Linked DNA regions of Homo sapiens: region 2 is linked to region 1. Evidence: read pairs that join two places in POLR2A ChIA-PET (ENCODE). Cell type or tissue: OCI-LY7. All regions are shown on one strand. Links, peaks and the distances in the headings refer to the core of each region. The heading gives the core; the rest is flanking DNA.

The links. ChIA-PET counts read pairs that join two places held together with the same protein. Peaks named below come from ENCODE experiments on the same cell type or tissue, not always from the same donor. Only the 100,000 strongest peaks of a DNase experiment are listed, where the experiment ranks them.
Region 2: POLR2A ChIA-PET joins it to region 1 with 11 read pairs; 2 of 35 experiments call an interaction of 5 or more read pairs at or near these places.

Annotation. Positions count from the first base shown.
Region 1 is chr7:101,131,931-101,142,764 of GRCh38, forward strand. It overlaps SERPINE1 (serpin family E member 1), which reads left to right. Exons shown (of 9, transcript NM_000602.5): 4 at 1-139; 5 at 1,765-1,963; 6 at 3,564-3,664; 7 at 3,785-3,871; 8 at 5,071-5,154; 9 at 5,475-7,317. The coding sequence ends at 5,512. Among named protein-coding and RNA genes, the nearest start is that of SERPINE1, 10 kb to the left of the region's middle. RefSeq lists enhancers at 3,392-3,893, 6,182-6,957. In OCI-LY7, for the core only: CTCF peaks have their summits at 6,499 (motif pointing left) and 6,704; DNase peaks (open chromatin) are centred at 6,451 and 6,731; H3K4me3 peaks cover 214 bases.
Region 2 is chr7:100,622,062-100,631,451 of GRCh38, forward strand. TFR2 (transferrin receptor 2) reads right to left here. Exons shown (of 18, transcript NM_003227.4): 9 at 8,828-8,991; 10 at 7,192-7,311; 11 at 6,163-6,245; 12 at 6,012-6,075; 13 at 5,846-5,913; 14 at 5,683-5,759; 15 at 5,516-5,600; 16 at 5,203-5,430; 17 at 4,702-4,842. It overlaps LOC124901709 (a long non-coding RNA gene), which reads left to right and starts at 61. Exons shown (of 3, transcript XR_007060454.1): 1 at 61-493; 2 at 9,095-9,164. It overlaps LOC124901710 (a long non-coding RNA gene), which reads right to left and starts at 4,689. Exons shown (of 2, transcript XR_007060455.1): 1 at 4,289-4,689; 2 at 2,493-4,169. RefSeq lists enhancers at 4,372-5,136, 4,545-4,839, 5,137-5,899 and silencers at 4,635-4,774, 4,835-4,894. In OCI-LY7, for the core only: CTCF peaks have their summits at 7,461 and 7,661; DNase peaks (open chromatin) are centred at 4,720 and 7,460; H3K4me3 peaks cover 1,004 bases; H3K27ac peaks cover 379 bases.

The sequences.
Region 1 (10,834 bases), core at 1,509-9,508:
CTGGTGAATGCCCTCTACTTCAACGGCCAGTGGAAGACTCCCTTCCCCGACTCCAGCACCCACCGCCGCCTCTTCCACAAATCAGACGGCAGCACTGTCTCTGTGCCCATGATGGCTCAGACCAACAAGTTCAACTATAGTAAGTCCAAGAGCCCCTTCCCCACAGCCCACAGCAACTGCATCTCATTCCTGGGGTCTCCCAAGGAATACCCAAAATGTCACCCTCTGAGGGAGGAAGACCACAGGGAATGCTCCCCTTTAAGGGAGGAGAGACCCTAGAATATACTCCAGCTTTGACAAAGATTTCCCAAGCAGGAGACATCAGGATAATGGGAACAGAAGACAGGAGGTTTATCCCATGAAGGATGAAGAAGCTGAAATCCAGAGATTCCCTCAGGGCCACATTTGTCCACCTGACTCCAGGGTCTCATCTTCGTGTGTTGCTAGTGTGATTACCTGGGGATGAGAAATCCTGCTGGGGGAGTTGAGGTTAAGAGGATGAGGACTCCAGGTGCTGTGGCTCACGCCTGTAATCCCAGCACTTTGGGAGGCCAAGGCAGGTGGATCAGGAGTTTGAGGTCAGGAGTTTGAGACCAGCCTGGCCAACATGGTGAAACCCTGTCTCTACTAAAAATGCAAAAATTAGCCAGGTGTGGTGGCAGGCGCCTGTAATCCCAGCTACTCGGGAGGCTGAGGCAGGAGAATCACTTGAGCCCGGGAGGTGGAGGTTGCAGTGAGCCGAACGAAATTGAGCCACTTCACCCCAGCCTGGGCAAAAGAGTGAAATTCCATTCAAAAAAAAAAAAAAAAAAAAAAGGATGAGGACTGGGATGAACTGGTGGCTGGGTGTGGGGAAAATGGAAGTGAAGGAAGGCCAAAAGAGACAGAGAAGGCCTGGCGCGGCGACTCACGCCTATAATCCCAGCACTTTGGGAGGCTGAGAAGGGGGATTGCTTGAGGCCAGAAGTTGAATACCAGTCTGGGCAGCATAGCAAGACCCTGCCTCTACAAAAAAAAAATTTTTTTTAATTAGCCAGGCTTGGTGACATGCATCTGTAGTCTACTCAAGAAGCTGAGGTGAGGCCAGGCACGGTGGCTCACGCCTGTATTCCCAGCACTTTGGGAGGTCAAGGCGGGTGGATGACCTGAGGTCAGGAGTTCAAGACCAGCCTGGCCAACATGGTGAAACCCCATCTGTATAAAAATACAAAAATTAGCTGGGCATGATAGCAGGTGCCTGTAATTCCAGCTACTCAGGAGGCTGAGGTGGGAGAATCTATTGAACCCGGGAGGGGGAGGTTGCAGTGAGCCGAGATCATGCCATTGCACTCCAGCCTGGGCGACAGAGTGAGACTCCTTCTCAAAACAAACAAACAAACAAACAAACAAAATACAGAAGCTGAGGCGGGAGGAACATTTGAACCGGATTCGGAGGCTGCAGTGAGCTATGATTGCACCACTGCGCTCCAGTCTGTGTGACAGTGAGACCCTGTCTCTTACACACACACACACACACACACACATGCACACACACAGAGAGAGAGAAATTAGAAGATACTGAATTGGCAGAAGAGAAGGGAAATAGAAATTAAAATACTGAATAGGGGAGCAGTGAACAGGGGATACCCAAAAGCCAAGAGCGAGAGAGAGCCTGGCTTCCAGAAATAGTGGAGAAGCCAGGAGAACTAGGTGAAAACCCAGTGCTGGGTTGCCATCAGCGAGAGCTGGAGCCATTTCCAACGAACCATCTTGTCGTCTTCACAGCTGAGTTCACCACGCCCGATGGCCATTACTACGACATCCTGGAACTGCCCTACCACGGGGACACCCTCAGCATGTTCATTGCTGCCCCTTATGAAAAAGAGGTGCCTCTCTCTGCCCTCACCAACATTCTGAGTGCCCAGCTCATCAGCCACTGGAAAGGCAACATGACCAGGCTGCCCCGCCTCCTGGTTCTGCCCAAGTAAGCCACCCCGCTATCTCCCCGACCTACCAACCCCTCTCTCCTGGCTCCCTAAAGTCACCGCCCCCAGGTTGAATTTCCCAGATCTGTGATGCTTGCAGGACATGCATGTGTGGGAGGCTGATGGGAAACTGTGGCCTGGGTTTGATTATGAGTCTTGCAATCATCCCTCCCCCTGTTTCTGCTGGAGGGCAGGGGACAGCTCTTCCTGACCACACCCCCACATTGACTATCCCCAGAATACCCAGCAAAAGCCCCCAAAAGGAGAGTCAGAGAAATGAGGGAGGTGGGGGCCCAATCAGTCCACATCTACTTAGGGTCGCCCCATCAGCACTTCCATCCCCAACCCTTTCAAGTCAACATCCAAACAAAAGAAATCACTTCCAAGGACGGAGCAGCTCAAAGCGCAGCTTCTAGCTGGGGTTCCAAGAAAGCAGATTTTTCGAAATCCTTCTGCAGAAGGAAGCAAAGAGATTTTTTGAAATCTTTCTGCAGAAGGAGAAGGCTGGAGCTGGGGAACTCCAGAATTATAGGGAAGCCTCCCACCACGCTCATCCCAAATTTCCGGATGCTATAATGCCAGGCTTGGGGAAAGAGGAGAATTTAGTTGGTTAGCTGGTGCGTGCTCTCACTTGCATCCTCTCTCTTCCTCTTTTTTTTTTTTCTCCTCTCTCTCTGGCTCATAAAAATGGAGGTAATTAGTTGTGCCCTGGTGAGAAGCAGAGAGTGCACAAAGGCCCCCTGCTTGAGTCCTCTTCAGGGTTAGCTCTCAGAAACACAATCTGCAGAACAGATTTTTGTTCCAACATCCTTGCAGGAGAATTTGCCCTTAGCTTCCCCCACCCCAGCCAGGCTGAATAAAATTATGCTGAAACTACTGTCTTATTTGAGGAAAGTAATTAGTCATAGGTGGGAGGGGGTGGGGAGATTGCAGAAGAATGTTCATGAATATTAGGATTTTCAGCTCTAAGGGGGGACTTTGTAAACAGCTTTAGAAGAAGAACCAGGCCGGCTGGGTGTGGTGGCTCATGCCTGTAATCTCAGCATTTGGGGAGGCCAAGGCGGGCGGATCACTTGAGGTCAGGAGTTTGAGACCAGCCTGGCCAACATGGTGAAACCCTGTCTCTATTAAAAATACAAAAATTAGCCAGCCGTGGTAGCGAGCGCCTATGATCCCAGCTACTCCGGAGGCTGAGGCCAGAGAATCACATGAACCTGGGAGGTGGAGGCTGCAGTGAGCCGAGATCACGCCACTGCACTCCAGCCTGGGGGACAGAGCAAGAATCTGTTTCAAAAAAAAAAAAAGAAAAATAGGAAGGAAGGAAGGAAAGGAAAGGAAAGAAGAGAGAGAGAAAGAAAGAGAGAGAGAGAAAGAAAGAAAGAAAGAAAGAAAGAAAGAAAGAAAGAAAGAAAGAAAGAAAGAAAGAAAGAAAAAGAAAGGAAAGAAAGAACGAACGAACCAGGCCTCCCTCTCCAACCTTCACCTCCGTCCCTATTCTGGCCACTTGATTCGGGGGACACCTGGTAGGGGATGGGGAAAGGTGGGAGCTGCCAGCCAGAGGGGACCCCGGCTTGAGCAGCCTCTTGCTGCTATCTGCAGGTTCTCCCTGGAGACTGAAGTCGACCTCAGGAAGCCCCTAGAGAACCTGGGAATGACCGACATGTTCAGACAGTTTCAGGCTGACTTCACGAGTCTTTCAGGTAAGAAGACTTTCCTTTGCATTTTCTCACCCCAGTGGACTGCGGGGGCCCCTAAGAGGAAAAAGGAACCTCTCCTTGAGAGCGGCAGCTGATCTAATCCTGTATCCACATCTGTTTCAGACCAAGAGCCTCTCCACGTCGCGCAGGCGCTGCAGAAAGTGAAGATCGAGGTGAACGAGAGTGGCACGGTGGCCTCCTCATCCACAGGTGAGTCTGGCTCAGGTGAGGCTCCACGGGTGTCGCCTCCATCGCCCTTCAGGATAACTGGTCCCCAGACCCGGAAAGGACCCCGCAGCCCTCTCGGCACAGAGCAGCTCTGTCTGTGCTCAGCCATCACCCACTCCCCACCTGTTTCTCAGCCTGGAAAACGGGCTTGGGACCATGGAACCCTGTTTCCTCGCCTGATGGCTCCTAAGTTCCCTGACTGTGAAAAGGCCTCCTAAAGAAAAACCCAAGTTGTTCCCACAGTGGGAAGTAAACTTAAGAAACATGCTTATCAGGCTGGGCATGGTGGCTCCCACCTGTAATCCCAGCGCTTTGGGGGACCAAGGCAGGTGGATCACTTGAGGTCAGGAATTCGAGACCAGCCTGGGCAACATGGCAAAACCCTATCTCTACTAAAAATACAAAAATTAGGCAGGCGTGGTGGCATGTGCCTGTAGTCCCAGCTACTTGGGAGGCTGAGGCAGGAGAATCACTTGAATCCAGGAGGCAGAGGTTGCAGTGAGCCGAGATCACGCTGCTGCACTCCAGCCTGGGCAATAGAGCATGACTCTGAAGAAAAGAAAGAAAGAAAGAGAGAGAGAGAGAAAAGAAAGAAAGAAAGAAAGAAAGAAAGAAAGAAAGAAAGAAAGAAAGAAAGAAAGAAAGAGAAAGAAAGAGAAGAAAAGAAAAGAAAGAGCTTATCAATAAGCCCTTAAAGGATTTAGATAAATGTGTGTAAGGGAAGAGCTGATCCATTGCTACCAAGCTCCTGGAGGAAACCAGGTCTCAGAGGATGTCCCTAAACTTTTAAGGTTCATATTCAGGAAAACAAACAACTTCCAGCTGGGCTTAGTGGCTCACACCTGTAATCCCAGCACTTTGGGAGGCCGAGGCAGGAGGATCGCTTGAGCCCAGGAATTTGAGACCAGCCTGGGCAATATAATGAGACTGTGTCTCTACAAAAATTAGAAAAAAATTAGCCAGGCATGGTGGCATGCACCTGTAGCCCCAGTTACTTGGGAGACTGAGGTGGGAGGATCACTTGAGCCCATGAGTTCAAGGCTGCAGTGAGCCATGAAGGTGCCACTGCACTCCCACCTGGGCGACAGAGGGAGACCCTGTCTCTAAGAAAAACGGCGGGGGTGGGGGTGGTGCCAGTGCCAGCATCCCTCTGTTCTAAGACATTGTCCCTTCTCTTGCAGCTGTCATAGTCTCAGCCCGCATGGCCCCCGAGGAGATCATCATGGACAGACCCTTCCTCTTTGTGGTCCGGCACAACCCCACAGGTGAGCCTGGAACCCATCACGTTCCACATCCTCCCACCCATTCTTTCTCTCAGGAACTAGTCCCGACAGATGCAGACATCCCTCTATCCCTGAGAGGGCTCTGGGCAGGGAACCCATAACCCTACCCTGCTTCCTGTCCCAAGAGGAGGCTACCTTCTATCACCCACAGACAGTGCCGGGTCCCCGCTCTGTGACTCAGGCAGCTGCGACTCCAGACAGCTCACTCATCTGCCTAGATCTCAGTCCTTCCACCCACATCCAGCCTGATGAGCTGTCCCACTCCTTCTGCTTCTCAACCCCCATGGTTCTTCCACCCTCAGGAACAGTCCTTTTCATGGGCCAAGTGATGGAACCCTGACCCTGGGGAAAGACGCCTTCATCTGGGACAAAACTGGAGATGCATCGGGAAAGAAGAAACTCCGAAGAAAAGAATTTTAGTGTTAATGACTCTTTCTGAAGGAAGAGAAGACATTTGCCTTTTGTTAAAAGATGGTAAACCAGATCTGTCTCCAAGACCTTGGCCTCTCCTTGGAGGACCTTTAGGTCAAACTCCCTAGTCTCCACCTGAGACCCTGGGAGAGAAGTTTGAAGCACAACTCCCTTAAGGTCTCCAAACCAGACGGTGACGCCTGCGGGACCATCTGGGGCACCTGCTTCCACCCGTCTCTCTGCCCACTCGGGTCTGCAGACCTGGTTCCCACTGAGGCCCTTTGCAGGATGGAACTACGGGGCTTACAGGAGCTTTTGTGTGCCTGGTAGAAACTATTTCTGTTCCAGTCACATTGCCATCACTCTTGTACTGCCTGCCACCGCGGAGGAGGCTGGTGACAGGCCAAAGGCCAGTGGAAGAAACACCCTTTCATCTCAGAGTCCACTGTGGCACTGGCCACCCCTCCCCAGTACAGGGGTGCTGCAGGTGGCAGAGTGAATGTCCCCCATCATGTGGCCCAACTCTCCTGGCCTGGCCATCTCCCTCCCCAGAAACAGTGTGCATGGGTTATTTTGGAGTGTAGGTGACTTGTTTACTCATTGAAGCAGATTTCTGCTTCCTTTTATTTTTATAGGAATAGAGGAAGAAATGTCAGATGCGTGCCCAGCTCTTCACCCCCCAATCTCTTGGTGGGGAGGGGTGTACCTAAATATTTATCATATCCTTGCCCTTGAGTGCTTGTTAGAGAGAAAGAGAACTACTAAGGAAAATAATATTATTTAAACTCGCTCCTAGTGTTTCTTTGTGGTCTGTGTCACCGTATCTCAGGAAGTCCAGCCACTTGACTGGCACACACCCCTCCGGACATCCAGCGTGACGGAGCCCACACTGCCACCTTGTGGCCGCCTGAGACCCTCGCGCCCCCCGCGCCCCTCTTTTTCCCCTTGATGGAAATTGACCATACAATTTCATCCTCCTTCAGGGGATCAAAAGGACGGAGTGGGGGGACAGAGACTCAGATGAGGACAGAGTGGTTTCCAATGTGTTCAATAGATTTAGGAGCAGAAATGCAAGGGGCTGCATGACCTACCAGGACAGAACTTTCCCCAATTACAGGGTGACTCACAGCCGCATTGGTGACTCACTTCAATGTGTCATTTCCGGCTGCTGTGTGTGAGCAGTGGACACGTGAGGGGGGGGTGGGTGAGAGAGACAGGCAGCTCGGATTCAACTACCTTAGATAATATTTCTGAAAACCTACCAGCCAGAGGGTAGGGCACAAAGATGGATGTAATGCACTTTGGGAGGCCAAGGCGGGAGGATTGCTTGAGCCCAGGAGTTCAAGACCAGCCTGGGCAACATACCAAGACCCCCGTCTCTTTAAAAATATATATATTTTAAATATACTTAAATATATATTTCTAATATCTTTAAATATATATATATATTTTAAAGACCAATTTATGGGAGAATTGCACACAGATGTGAAATGAATGTAATCTAATAGAAGCCTAATCAGCCCACCATGTTCTCCACTGAAAAATCCTCTTTCTTTGGGGTTTTTCTTTCTTTCTTTTTTGATTTTGCACTGGACGGTGACGTCAGCCATGTACAGGATCCACAGGGGTGGTGTCAAATGCTATTGAAATTGTGTTGAATTGTATGCTTTTTCACTTTTGATAAATAAACATGTAAAAATGTTTCAAAAAAATAATAAAATAAATAAATACGAAGAATATGTCAGGACAGTCACTGCCTTCACCTTCTCCATTTCACACCGGTGGTACAAGAAATCAGAAGCCTAGGCCAGGTGTGGTGGTTCATGCCTGTAATCCCAGCACTTTGGGAAGCCGAGGTGGGTGGATCACCTAAGGTCAGGAGTTTGAGACCAGCCTGGACAACATGGTGAAACCCCGTCTCTACTAAAAATACAAAAATTAGCCGGGCGTGGTGGCTGGCGCCTGTAATCCCAGCTACTCGGGAGGCTGAGGCAGGAGAATCACTTGAAGCCAGGAGGCAGAGGTTGCAGTGAGCTGAGATTGCATCACTGAACTCCAGGCTGGGTGGCAGAGCGAGACTCCCTCTCAAAAAACAACAACTACAAAGACAACAACAAACCCAGAATCAAAATCCTGTTGGTCCATAGACCTCATGGGTGGAAGAGACCTTCCTACATCCAGGTTGGCCCAACATGGGGGAGTCCATGAAATGGTCACCTCAGCTCTGCCACAAGCCCCAAGGATAAGTTGATTCTGCCCCTGGGAATCATCCTCAAAAAGGAAAAAAATGTTCCCCTGCCATAAACTTTCCACTTATGCAGATGGGCCTGCTCGTAAGTCACTGTCACTGTGGGTTCCCAACTCTGTTCATGACACTTCCTTCCAGCACCAAATGCTTCCCACCCCTCTACTCCCACTCCCCATTCTTCAAACCCAGCTCAAGTTCCAGTTCCTCCACCTAGGACTTCCCATGGATCCAGCCAATATCACTCTCAGGTCCGGCGCAGTGGCCCACGCCTGTAATCTCAGCACTTTGGGAGGCCGGGGCAGGAAGATTGCTTGAGGCCAGGAGTTTCAGACCAGCCTGGACAACATAGTGAGACTCTTCCTCTAAGAAAAGAAAGAGAGAAAGAGAGAGAGAAAGACAGAGGAAAGAGAGAGAAAAATAAAGAAAGAGAGAAAGAAAGAAAGAAAAAGAAAAAGAAAGAAAGAACGAAAGAAAGAAAGAAAGAAAGAAAGAAAGAAAGAAAGAAAGAAAGAAAGAAAGAAAGAAAGAAAGAAAGAAAGAAAAAGAAAGGAAGGAAGGAAGGAAAGGAGGGAGGGAGGGAGGGAAGGAAGGAAGGAAGGAAGGAAGGGGATCAAAACATCATCACTCTCAACTCGACACTGACTGAGTTTTCTTCTCCCTGGTCTGTAACAGTGCTTGGATTCTCGAGTGTTCCTTAGCTTTGTGTGTGTGTGTCTTACCCTCCCCAAGCCCATCAAGGTATCAGGTTTCTTGAAAACAAGGCTCTCTTGTTATATATACTCTAGCATCTTCTTGAAAATGGCTTCCTGAAAAGTCTTTTATTATCTTTCTCCAGCATCTCGAAGGCTTTTGGCAGAGGGCACACTTCCCTCCATTAGTTTCTGTTCAAATATTCAAAAATAATTTTTTAAACTGAAAAAAGACCAATAACCATCTGTTGAACTTGTATACTGTCTAACTCCAGAACCCTGAAGATAGGATTCAGAGATGCAGCCCCCTGAACACCCAGCTCATTTCTATTGCTTTTTAAACAATTTTTTGTAGAGACGGGGTTGCACCATGTTTTGAACTTTTGGGCTCAAACAATCCTCCTGCCTCGGCCTCCCAAATTGCTGGGATTACAGTTGTGAGCCACCATGCCCAGCTTGGCTCAGGTGTACCTTTCAACCTCCTTATACCCTGAAAGTATGACTAATTCCAGGCCCCAGGCTAGTGGCTGAAAAGTTACCTGTCTCTAACAGATTTGCTTGGAAAGCTAAACAGCCTCTTTTTGCACAAAATGCTTCAAAAAGCAGAACAAATTAGCCCTAACTCTGCAGTATACAGTTCAAAAACTGCTCATCCATGCTGAGATGGCTCTAGAGGAAAAAGAGTTCTTCAAAAAGCCCCCTCACCACAGAGGAGGCTTGTTCCAGGAAATGCCCCATTTAACAGACTCTCAGCTATTGTGAGGACAAAAATGATGTAGACTCACAGCACGAGACCTGCCCAGCCCTGTTTGACTTTGCCTGGCCCTGTCCCTTGCCTGTTCTAAGTTTGTCTTCCCTTCTCTATTTTTTTTTTTCTTTTAAGACAGGGTCTCGCTTTGTTGCTGAGGCAAAAGTGCAGTGGCACAATCTTAGCTTATTACAGCCTCCATCTCCTGGGCCCAAAGCCATCCTCGCACCTCAGCCTCCCGAGTAGCTGGGACCACAGGTGTGCGCCGCCAAGCCCTGCTAATATTTGCATTTTTTGGAGAGATGGTGTCTCACTATATTGCCCAGGCTGGTCTCGAATTCCTAGGCTCAAGCAATCCACCTGTCTCGGCCTCCCAAAGTACTGTGATCACAAAGTGCTGGGCCACCATGCCTGGCCCGCTGTTCTTTAGGGATGAAAAATTAACAAGATCTGCCTCCAGCTACCGTTATTGTACATTTCTTGTAAACCTCAAACAGTGGAATTATTTATCTGCTCATCTGTGGGCAAAGAGTATGAATGTTGTAAATCCCTTAATGGTAAAAATATTCAGTCAAAAGCAAATTTGTCAAGGAGACACCATCTTTTTTTGAAATCATTTTTTTAGGTGGTTTCTCAAGTAAGCTTTGTTGAAATAATAGTAGCAAGCGGCTGGGCGTGGTGGCTCAGGCCTGTAATCCCAGCACTTTAGGAGGCCAAGGTGGGCGGATCACCTGAGGTCAGGAGTTTGAGACCAGCCTGGCCAACAAGGTGAAACCCTGTCTCTACTAAAAATACAAAAATTAGGCCGGGTGTGGTGGCTCACACCTGTAATCCCAGCACTTTGGGAGGCCAAGGCGGGTGGATCACGAGGTCAGGAGTTCAAGACCAGCCTGGCCAGGTTGGTGAAACCCCGTCTCCACTAAAAACACACAAAAAATTAACGAGGCGCAGTGGCGGGTGCCTGTAGTCCCAGCTACTCAGGAGGCTGAGGCAGGAGAATGGCGTGAAACCAGGAGGCAGAGCTTGCAACGAGCCGAGATCACGCCACTGGACTCCAGCCTGGGCAACAGAGTGAGACTCCGTCTCAAAAAAAAAAAAAAAAAAAAAAGTAGCAAGCACTCAGGAAAACTGAGACACAGAGAGGTTGAGTAACTTGATCTCATTATTATCATTATTTTAGAGAGGGGGTCTCTGTTGTTTAGGCTGGAGTGCAGTGGTGCAATCACAGCTCACTGCAGCCTTGAACTGCTGGGCTCAAACAATCCTGTCTCAGCCTCCCAAGCAGCTGGGACTACAGGTGCGCACCACTCACTACCCAGCTAATTCGTTTTCTTTCTTTTTTTTTTTTTTTTAAAAAAAAGTCTCGCTCTGTCACCCATGCTGGAATGCAATGGCTTGATCTCTCTGCTCACTACAACCTCCGCCTCCCGGGTTCAAGAGATTCTCCTTTCTCAGCCTCCTGAGTAGCTGGGATTACAGGCATGTGCCACCATGCCCGGTTAATTTTTGTATTTTTAGTAGAGATAGGGTTTTGCCATGTTGGCCAGGCTGGTCTCGAGCTTCTGA
Region 2 (9,390 bases), core at 1,333-9,332, 510 kb before region 1:
TGTCACCCAGGCTGGAGTGCAGTGGTGCAATCACAGCTCACTGCAACCCAAACCCCAGAGGTCAAGTGATCTTCCCGCCTTAGCCTCCTGAGTAGTTGGGAGTGCAGGCACGTGCCACCATACCCAGCTGATTTTCAGATGCTCACATCTTTTTAAGGCCTCCATCATTCACTCACAGAGCTCATCTGTGCCCCTGATGTCAACCAGGACCTCTGTGGGGACAGATGCCAAATCTCCCCACCCAGTGACCCACTGGAATCCTGCCCTCCAGCCATCTGGACCTCCCCACTGGGTTTGGGAGCACCTGGACATATCAGTACCGATCTCTTCCCAAACCTGGGCGTTGGGCCCACACTCATGTGGCCCATGGCTTTCTGCAGGTGTCAAGCTGTCACCCTCAAAGGGGAGTGAGCATGGGGTGAGCACAGGCTTTGAAGGTAGACTACCTGGCCTCCAATTTCGGCTCTTCCACTTACTAACTATATGATTTCAGGTAAGTTTCTTAGCCTCTCCTAGCCCCAGTTTCTGGATATAATACTAGCAACCTCAGCGCTGGGGGAAGCAAATGAAATAAATCCTCTAGCATGTGGTAACCTTCTACTATGGTAACTGCAGCTGGGCACAGTGGCTCATGCCTGTAATCCCAGCACTTTCAGAGGCTGAGGCGGGTGGATCATCTGAGGTCAGGAGTTTGAGACCAGCCTGGCCAACATGGCAAAACCCTGTCTCTACTACAAATACAAAAAATTTAGCCAGGTATGCTGATGTGTCCCTGTAATCCCATCTAGTCAGGAGGCTGAGGCACAAGAATAGCCTGAACCCAAGAGGCGGACGTTGCAGTGAGCCAAGATCGTGCCACTGCCCTCCAGCCTGGGTGACAGAGCAAGACTCTGTCTCAGAAAACAAAACCAAACAAACAAACAAACAAACAGGCCGGGCACAGTGGCTGATGCCTGTAATCCCAGCACTTTGGGAGGCCAAGGTGGGTAGATCACGAGGTCAAGAGATCAAGACCATCCTGGCCAACATGGCGAAACCCCGTCTCTACTAAAAATACAAAAATTAGCTGGGTGTGGTGGCACATGCCTGTTGTCCCAGCTACTCAGAAGGCTGAGGCAGGAGAATAGCTTTAACCCGGGAGGCGGAGGTTGCAGCGAGCCGAGATCGTGCCACTGCACTCCAGTCTGGTGACAGAGCGAGACTCCGTCTCAAAAAACAAACAAAAACAAATGGCAACTGCTATTTTATTATTCTTCTATTCTAAGACAACTATTATTATTATTCTCCTCCTCTTCCCTCAACATCAAATCTGTCAATTTCTCCTTCTAAACACCTGACATCGGTCCAGTCCCCACCTATGAGCATTTGCTCCCACCTGCCACTCTCAAGACATTTGCAATCTGACCAAAATCACTCCTAAAAACTCTACTTTGTTGTCCAGCATGGTGGCTCCTGCCTGTAATCCCAGCACTTTGGGAGGCCAAGGTAGGAGGATTACTTGAGCTCAGGAGTTTGAGACCAGCTTGGGCAATGTATGGAAACCCTCATCTCTACAAAAATAAAAATAAAAAATTAGTCGGGTGTGGTGGTGTGCACCTATAGTCCCAGCTACTCAGGAGGCCAAGGTGGGAGGATCACTTGAGCCCAGGAGTTCAATACCAGTCTGGGCAACACAGTGAGACCTCATTTCAAAAACAAAAACTCCCAGCCGGGCGCAGTAGCTCACGCCTGTAATCCTAGCACTTTGGGAGGCTGAGGTGAGCAGATCACTTGATGTCAGGAGTTCAAGACCAGCCTGGCCAACATGATGAAACCCCTTCTCTACCAAAAAAAAAAAAAAAAAAAAAAATTAGGCATGGTTGTGCGCGCCTGTAGTCCCAGCTACTCGGGAGGCAGAAGTGGGAGAATCACTTGAACCCGACAGGCAGAGGTTACAGTGAGCCGGGATCGCGCCACTGCACTCCAGTCTGGGTGACATTAAGACACTGTCTCCAAAAAATAAAGAAAGAAAAATAAATAAAAATAAAAACTCCCCTTTGCTCACATCACCTCTCTGCTCAAAAACCTCTCTAATTTCCTTGATGCTAAGACCCTTAACATCCAAACTTCTAATCCTGGTGTTCGAGGCTCCCCACAGTTGATCGATAACACCACATTTGGTGGTCCCCTCCCCTCTGCCTCTTCATGGGGCCCCTGTTCTGGCTCTGCTGGTCCACACCCCGCTTCCAAGTAAAACCAGACTGATTTCACTGCCACACCCGAATTCTGGTCTCTCCACCCTGAAATGTCCTCTTTACTTTGCATCAATCCACATCCTGCCTGTTCTTCAAGATCCAAGTCACAGTCTAAAGCCAAGGTCAGCAAACTTTTTCTGTGAAATGCCAGATAGTAAATATTTTAGATTTTGCAGGCCATGCTGCTTTTATTGCAGCTACTTAACGTTGCTGCTATTACACAAAAGTAGCCATAGAGAGCGTGAAAACCAATAAGCATGGCTGTTTCAATAAAACTTTATTTACAAAAACAGGGAGCAGAGGCTCACGCCTGTAATCCCAGCACCTTGGGAAGCTGAGGTGGGAGAGTCGCTTGAGCCCAGGATTTTGAGACAAGCCTGGACAATATAGTGAGATCCCATCTCTACAAAAAATTTTAAAAATTAGCGGAGTGTGGTAGTGTGTCCTTGTAGTCCCAGCTACTCAGGAGGCTGAGGTGAGGTGAGAGGATTGCTTGAGCCCGGGAGGTGGAGGTTGCCGTGAGCCCAGATCATGCTACTGCACTCCAGCCTGGGCAACAGAGTGAGACCGTCTCAGAAAAAAAAAAAACAAAAAAACAAGCGGCAGTTTGAATTTGGCCAATGGGCAGTAGTTCACCAACCCCTGGTCTAGAGCCATAAAATTCACTGGGTCTGGCCCAATCCTGTATTGCAGGCTCTGAAGTCCTGAGTCCTTCCCTCTCCATCCCTGAGCCTGAGTCATGCATCTTTTTCTTTTTCTTTTTCTTTTTTTTTTTTTTTTTGAGATGGATTTTCGCTCTTGTTGCCCAGGCTGGAGTGCAATGGCGTGCTCTCGGCTCACTGCAACCTCCATCTCCCAGGCTCAAGTGATTCTCCTGCCTCAGCCTCCTGAGTAGCTGGGATTACAGGCGTGTGCCACCATGCCCAGCTAATTTTGTATTTTTAGTAGAGACGGGGTTTCTCCATGTTGGTCAGGCTGGTCTCGAACTCCTGACCCCAGGTGATCCGCCCACCTCAGCCTCCCAAAGTGCTGAGATTACAGGCGTAAGCCACCGTGCCTGGCCTAAGTCATGCATCTTACACGCAGGTCCCTTTTATCCCTGGTGGGGACAGGGGTATGGCAACTTTGAAAGGTGGGTGTTTTTGTCTTCTGCATGCTGACACAGCTGAGGTTAAACCAAGATCTGTGAATGAGAATGAACCATACCCAACCTATTGCCTCACCCCAGGGTCACCCCTGTTCCAGTAGAGGAGGCAAAGGTTAAAGAAGAATGAATGGAGAAAGAGATATAAGAAGGAGAGGAGAAGGCCAGGTTCAGTAGCTCACGCCTGTAACCCCAGCAATTTGGGAGGCCGAGGCAGGAGGATCACTTGAGGCCAGGAGTTTGAGACCAGCCTGGGCAACATGGTAAAACCCTGTCTCTACAAAAAATAGAAAAATTTAGCCGGGCGTCATGGCACGTGCCTGTACTCCCAGCTACTAGGGAGGCTGAGGTGGGAGGATCACTTGAGCCCAGGAGTTGGAGGTTGCAGTGAGCAGAGATGGTGCCACTGCACTCTAGTCTGGGCAAGGGAGAACGAGCAAGAGCAATAGGTTTGTAAATGGCCAAGGGGGACAGGCAGAGGGCACAAGCAGGAAAATGCAAGGAGGAGAGATAACATGAGCCTCCAAGGGGTAGCCATGCTGGCTCTGAAAACCGTGAGTGTGTGTGCACAAGTGGCTCTGTGTACACTGCAGTTCCCAGCTCACCCCACACTCATTGAGGATGATCCTGTTTACTATTTTGCCCTGCAGACCTTTCCCCATGGCCACAGTCCCTACTCACCCATTTCTTGACATCAAAGGGTTGAGGGGTTGAGTTCTTGGAGTAAGAAAATGGAAGGAAGTGGAGGAGTTGGAACTGGAGGTGGGGTGTGGGCTGCAAAGGATTCAAAGCTAAGCAGAAGGGATTGGTGAGGGAATAAGCTCTTGTTTAACTTTCACGTGACACCTCCTCCAGGCAGCCTTTCTGGATTTCACCCATTTCATTATCAGAAGGAAAACAGCTCTCTTACTCTGAATATCTTTAGCCTTCTGCACTTCCCAGCCTGTAACCTCGTATTGTGGACCAGTGTGGACATGCTTTTTCTTTCCAGAAGGGTCGAGGAGGCAGTGGGAGCTATAGGAGGGGAGTCAGCGGGGAGGGGTGGGGGAGGGTGGATTGTCCCAGTTCTGCCAGGCGTAAACCAGGCGACTGTGGCCAAGAGGCTGGCCCTCCCTGTCCATTTCATCACTTTGATCGCTCGGGTCCTCCAGCCTGACCGATCTATGAGCACTGCGTGTCCAGGACTGGGAAGAGAGCATCCAGAGGACCGGGACTGTGTAGGCGGGGAGAGAGAGGAGCGCGCAGACGGGGCCAGGTCCAGGAGGTGGAGCCCCAGGGGAGGGGCGGGACACTGGGGGCGGGGCGAGGAGGGCGGGGCCTCACCCGCATTATGCGCACGTTGTACATGCGTGTCAGTCGCTCGTCTCTCTCCTCCGAGCTGTAGATCTCCTGCCGCAGCTTTTCCGCCGCCCGGATGTAGTCCCCCCGCGCCGAGTACACCCACTGCAGGGTCAGCCCGCGGGCCTGGGGTGGGGAGGCGCGGGCTGGGGCTGGCGGCAGGGGCCAGGACCCCCGCCTAGCATGGGGACAAGGACCCCCGCCTAGCATGGGGAAGGGGGCTGGGACCCCTGGCCGCAGGAGGGAGGAGGTAGACGAGGACAGAGTGCTGGAGGCAGGATGAAGGGAGTGGGGAGAAGATCCTGCACCTGCCAGGTTGGGCGATGGCACATGCTGGGGGCTGGGAGACTGGAGGCAGGGGGTTAATGGGCTGGATTGCCAGAGAGGACCTAGACCCCAGGGAATGCAGAGAGAAGGGGCTGGACCCCCTGGCCTGGGCAGTGCCTCCCACTCCCAGAGACCAAGAGCGGGGTGGGCCTCTTGAACCTTGAGGTCCCCAGAGAACTCGTTGAGGTTCCCGATGTGCCTGAGGACGACGTCCCCGTAGCGGCCGAAGTCGAGGGGCAGCAGGCGATCGTGGCTGAGCCGGATGAGGAGCTGCCCTGCGAGCTGGGCCACGGCCTGGGCCACGGCGGGCAGGCGGCCTTGCAGCACCTTATGCAGGTTCTCATAAGTGTCCTCCTTTGTGTGCAGGAATGGGTAGGCCTGGTCGTCCTGCCAGGACAGGGTGGACGCTGGGGCGGAGGCAGACAGGCTGAAGGACTAGCGCTGTGTCTGGGGCAGGGGGAGGACGTCTCACCTCCATAAAGGAGAACTCGACGGCAGGGACTCCCACAAAGGCCGTGAAGGAATAGGCACTGCTGTCCATGGGTAGGGGCCGGATCCTGGGGGCAGGTGGGTTGGAGCGATCTGTGGGTTCAGGCTCCCCCACATCCCTCCCCAGCTCTCCCTACCCCCCCAACTTACACCTCAGCATCCCAGCTGGGATTGGTGAACACCACCTGTTCATAGAGAGTCTGCCCACTGTGGTTGGGAGAATCCACCTGGGGGTTGGGGAAGGGCACTGATCAGGCTCTGCTCCTCCCCGCAACCTACTCCCCTTCACCCCCTATTCCTGGGGTGCTCTTGCCTGCTTCAGGACACTCTCAATGAGACTTGTCAGAAGGGGGCTGGTCTTGGCATGAAACTTGTCATCCCCTGGAAAAAGGGGAGGGGAGGGATGCCAGGCTCAGGGCTCAGCCCCAGAGGCAAGGGTGGACCCCAGGGGGCCAGGTGGTGGCACTGCCCCAGCTCACCCAGCACTGCGTTGTCCAGGCTCACGTACACTACGGCTTTGAGGTGCAGCACGCTGAGGTAGCCCTGTGGGTGGGTGACCAGTGTGGAGTGGGAACCCCCCACCCCCACCTCTCCCCAATGCCTAACGACCTGCCCGGGACCCCGTATCACCTCTAGCCACTCCGTGGAGCCCACGCTTCCAAAGTCACCACCGTCCCAGCTGATGAAGAGGAGACTTCTGCGGGGCCGGAAGCCTGGGGACAGAGGGGAAGGAGGACAGGCTTAGCAGGGGCCAAGCAAAGACCCTCCCCTTGTCTTCTTCTGTCCTGGTCCCCCAGGGTCTCTGTTTCTCTGTCTCTCTCTCTGAGACAGGATCTCACTCTCTCGCCCAGGCTGGAGTGCAGTGGTGCAATCATGGCTCAATGTAGCCTTGACCTCTCAGGTTCAAGTCATCCTCTTGCCTCAGCCTCCCAAGTAGCTGGGATTACAGGCATGCACCACTAAGTCCAGCCAATTTTTAAAAAACTTTTGTAGAGATGCAGTCTCCCTATGTTGCCCAGGCTGGTTTTGAATTCCTGGTCTCCAGCGATTCTCCTGTGTTGGCCTCCCAAAGTGCTGGGATTACAGGCATGAGCCATCACGTCCAGCCCAACATGCTTAATCTTGACACAGACCCATGGACTATGATTATCATTCATGTCACTTTTTTTCTTTTCTTTTCTTTCTTTTTTTTAGAAGGAGGCTCATTCTGTTGCCCAGGCTGGAGTGCAGTGGTGCGATCTCGGCTTACTGCAAACTCCGCCTCCCAGGTTCAAGCGATTCTCCTGCCTCAGCCTCCCTAGTAGCTGGGATTACAGGCGCCCTCCACCACGCCTGGCTAATTTTTGTATTTTTAGTAGAGGGTTTCACCATGTTGGCTAGGCTGGTCTCAAACTCCTGACCTCAGGTGATCCATCTGCCTCGGCCTCCCAAAGTGCTGGGACTACAGGCGTGAGCTACCGCACCCGGCCTCACTTTCATTTTTAGGTGACGAAATAGAGGTGAAGTGACTGGCCCAGGGCCACTCAGGTACAATGTGGATGCCGAGGTCCAAGTGACCACTGGCCAGTCTGTGTCCCTCACTGCCTCTCTGCCCTATCCTCCTCGGGCCACAGGCCCACCGCTGCCTAGCCCAGGCCCAGGCCCTGGCCCTGACCTTACCGTTGCTCACCATGGAGGAAAAGGTCCGCACCAGCTCCAGGAGTATAGCCGTCCCCACAGCGGATTTAGCTGCTCCTGGGCCCCATGCATCCCTCTGGGCCCCGATGACAACGTAGTGATCTGGGGAGGGGATGTTTGGGACCCACTTCTGACACTGCACCCTGCACCCTGGGGGCATCCTCCATCTGCCTGTGTCTCTCAGCCCATCACAATTCCGGCAACCCTAGCCCTGCAGTCCCTCCAGTCCCTAAAGAGGGCGCCCCTCCCCACTTGGCCCTTCCTGGATGGTGTGCTCCTTCAGCTGGGTGCCTGAGGTCATTCTGGACTTACAAGGTTTCTGTCACCCAGGCTGGAGTGTGCAGTGGTGTGATCATAGCTCACTGCAGCTTCAAACTCCCTGGCTCAAGCCATCCTCCTGCCTGAGCCTCCCAAGTAGCTGGGACCACAGATGTGTGCCACCATGCTCGGCTAATTTCTTTTACTTACTTACTTATTTATTTATTTAATTTATTTTTTGGAGTCTCGCTCTGTTGCCCAGGCTGGAGTGCAGTGGCACGATCTTGGCTCACGGCAAGCTCCACCTCCCGGGTTCACGCCATTCTCCTGCCTCAGCCTCCTGAGTAGCTGGGAGTACAGGCGCCTGCCACCATGCCCAGCTAATTTTTTTGTATTTTTAGTAGACAGGGTTTCACCATGTTAGCCAGGATGGTCTCGATCTCCTGACCTCATGATCCGCCCACCTCGGCCTTCCAAAGTGCTGGGATTACAGGCGTGAGCCACCGCACCCAGCCAATTTCTCTTATTTTTAAATTTTTTGTGAAGTCTTGGCTTTGTTGCCCCATCTGTCAATTACTTATTTTAATTCTCCACTGCCATCCACATCTAGCTATGCTTGAAAGGGCCATCTATGCTTCTATCTAATCTGATCTGATCTTTCTTTCATGCTTGAGTCTTCCTTCCTTCCTTCCTTCCTTCCTTCCTTTCTCTCTCTCTCTTTCTTTCTTTTTTTCTTTCTCTTTCTCTCTTTCTTTCTTTCTCTTTTTTTTCTTTTTCTTGAGACAAAGTCTTGCTCTGTTGCCCAGGCTGGAGTGCAATGGCACAATCTCGGCTCACAGCAGCCTCCACCTCCTGGGTTCAAGTGATTCTCCTGTCCGAGCCTCCGGAATAGCTGGAATTACAGATGCATGCCACCGGGCCCAGCTAATGTTTGTATTTTTAGTAGAGACGGGGTTTCACCATGTTAGCCAAGCTGGTCTCAAACTCCTGACCTCAAGTGATCCACCTGCCTGGGCCTCCCAAAGTGCTGGGATTACAGGCGTGAGCCACCACACCCGGCCCATGCTTGAGTTTCTATTACAACATCATCCAACTTAGGCTTACTCACTTCCAGTGCTGGGGAGCTCACTACTGGGCAACAACCCCCATTCCATCACTAGACAGGCTGGAAGGTGAGGTCTGTTCACTGCTGCCACCATCAGACCCAGTTCAGCCTCAACTTGCCAGCTTCCCTCCTCTGGGCACCACTCCTGTCCCCTCTTGGGGCCTCCTGCACCAGCCCCCTATCTTGCCAGGGTGTATGGGCAGAAATTCCCCCAGCCCACCACCAGCTGTGAGTGATACTGGACACACAGCATACCTGGCTCTGAGCGGCCTTCGATGCAGCCGAAGATGTTGTTGATGGGGGTGGAGGTCCTGTGATTGTTGACCACTAGCCGCAGTCGTGGCCCGGGGCCCAGGTGATAAGGGGAGCCTAGGAGGCTCCCCTGCCATTCTTGGGGGGCCACAGGGCCTTTGAGCTTCCTGGAGAGGAGGAAGGCAGAAAGGGGGAAGTTGTAGAGAGACCCAGAAGAGTCCAAATCACTCTTTTCCTTATTTCTTTCCCTCCCACCCTTTCTGGCTCCAGATCGCTGCCTCTGGACGCTGCCTGGGTAGGGCAGTGCAGTCAGGGCTGCCTTGGATGGTTCTCAGCTGAGGTAGGTGTGCAATCCAGTGGGAACTTTAGTTGCCAGACAGTAGACCCTGGAGAAAGGCTGTGTCCATCCAGAAGAGTCACTTTTTTTTTTTTTTTTTTTTTTTTTAAAGAGTCAGGGTCCCGGCCAGGCATGGTGGCTCACACCTGTAATCCCAGCATTTTGGGAGGCCGAGATGGGCGGATCACTAGGTCAGGAGTTCGAGACCAGTCTGGCCAACATGGTGAAA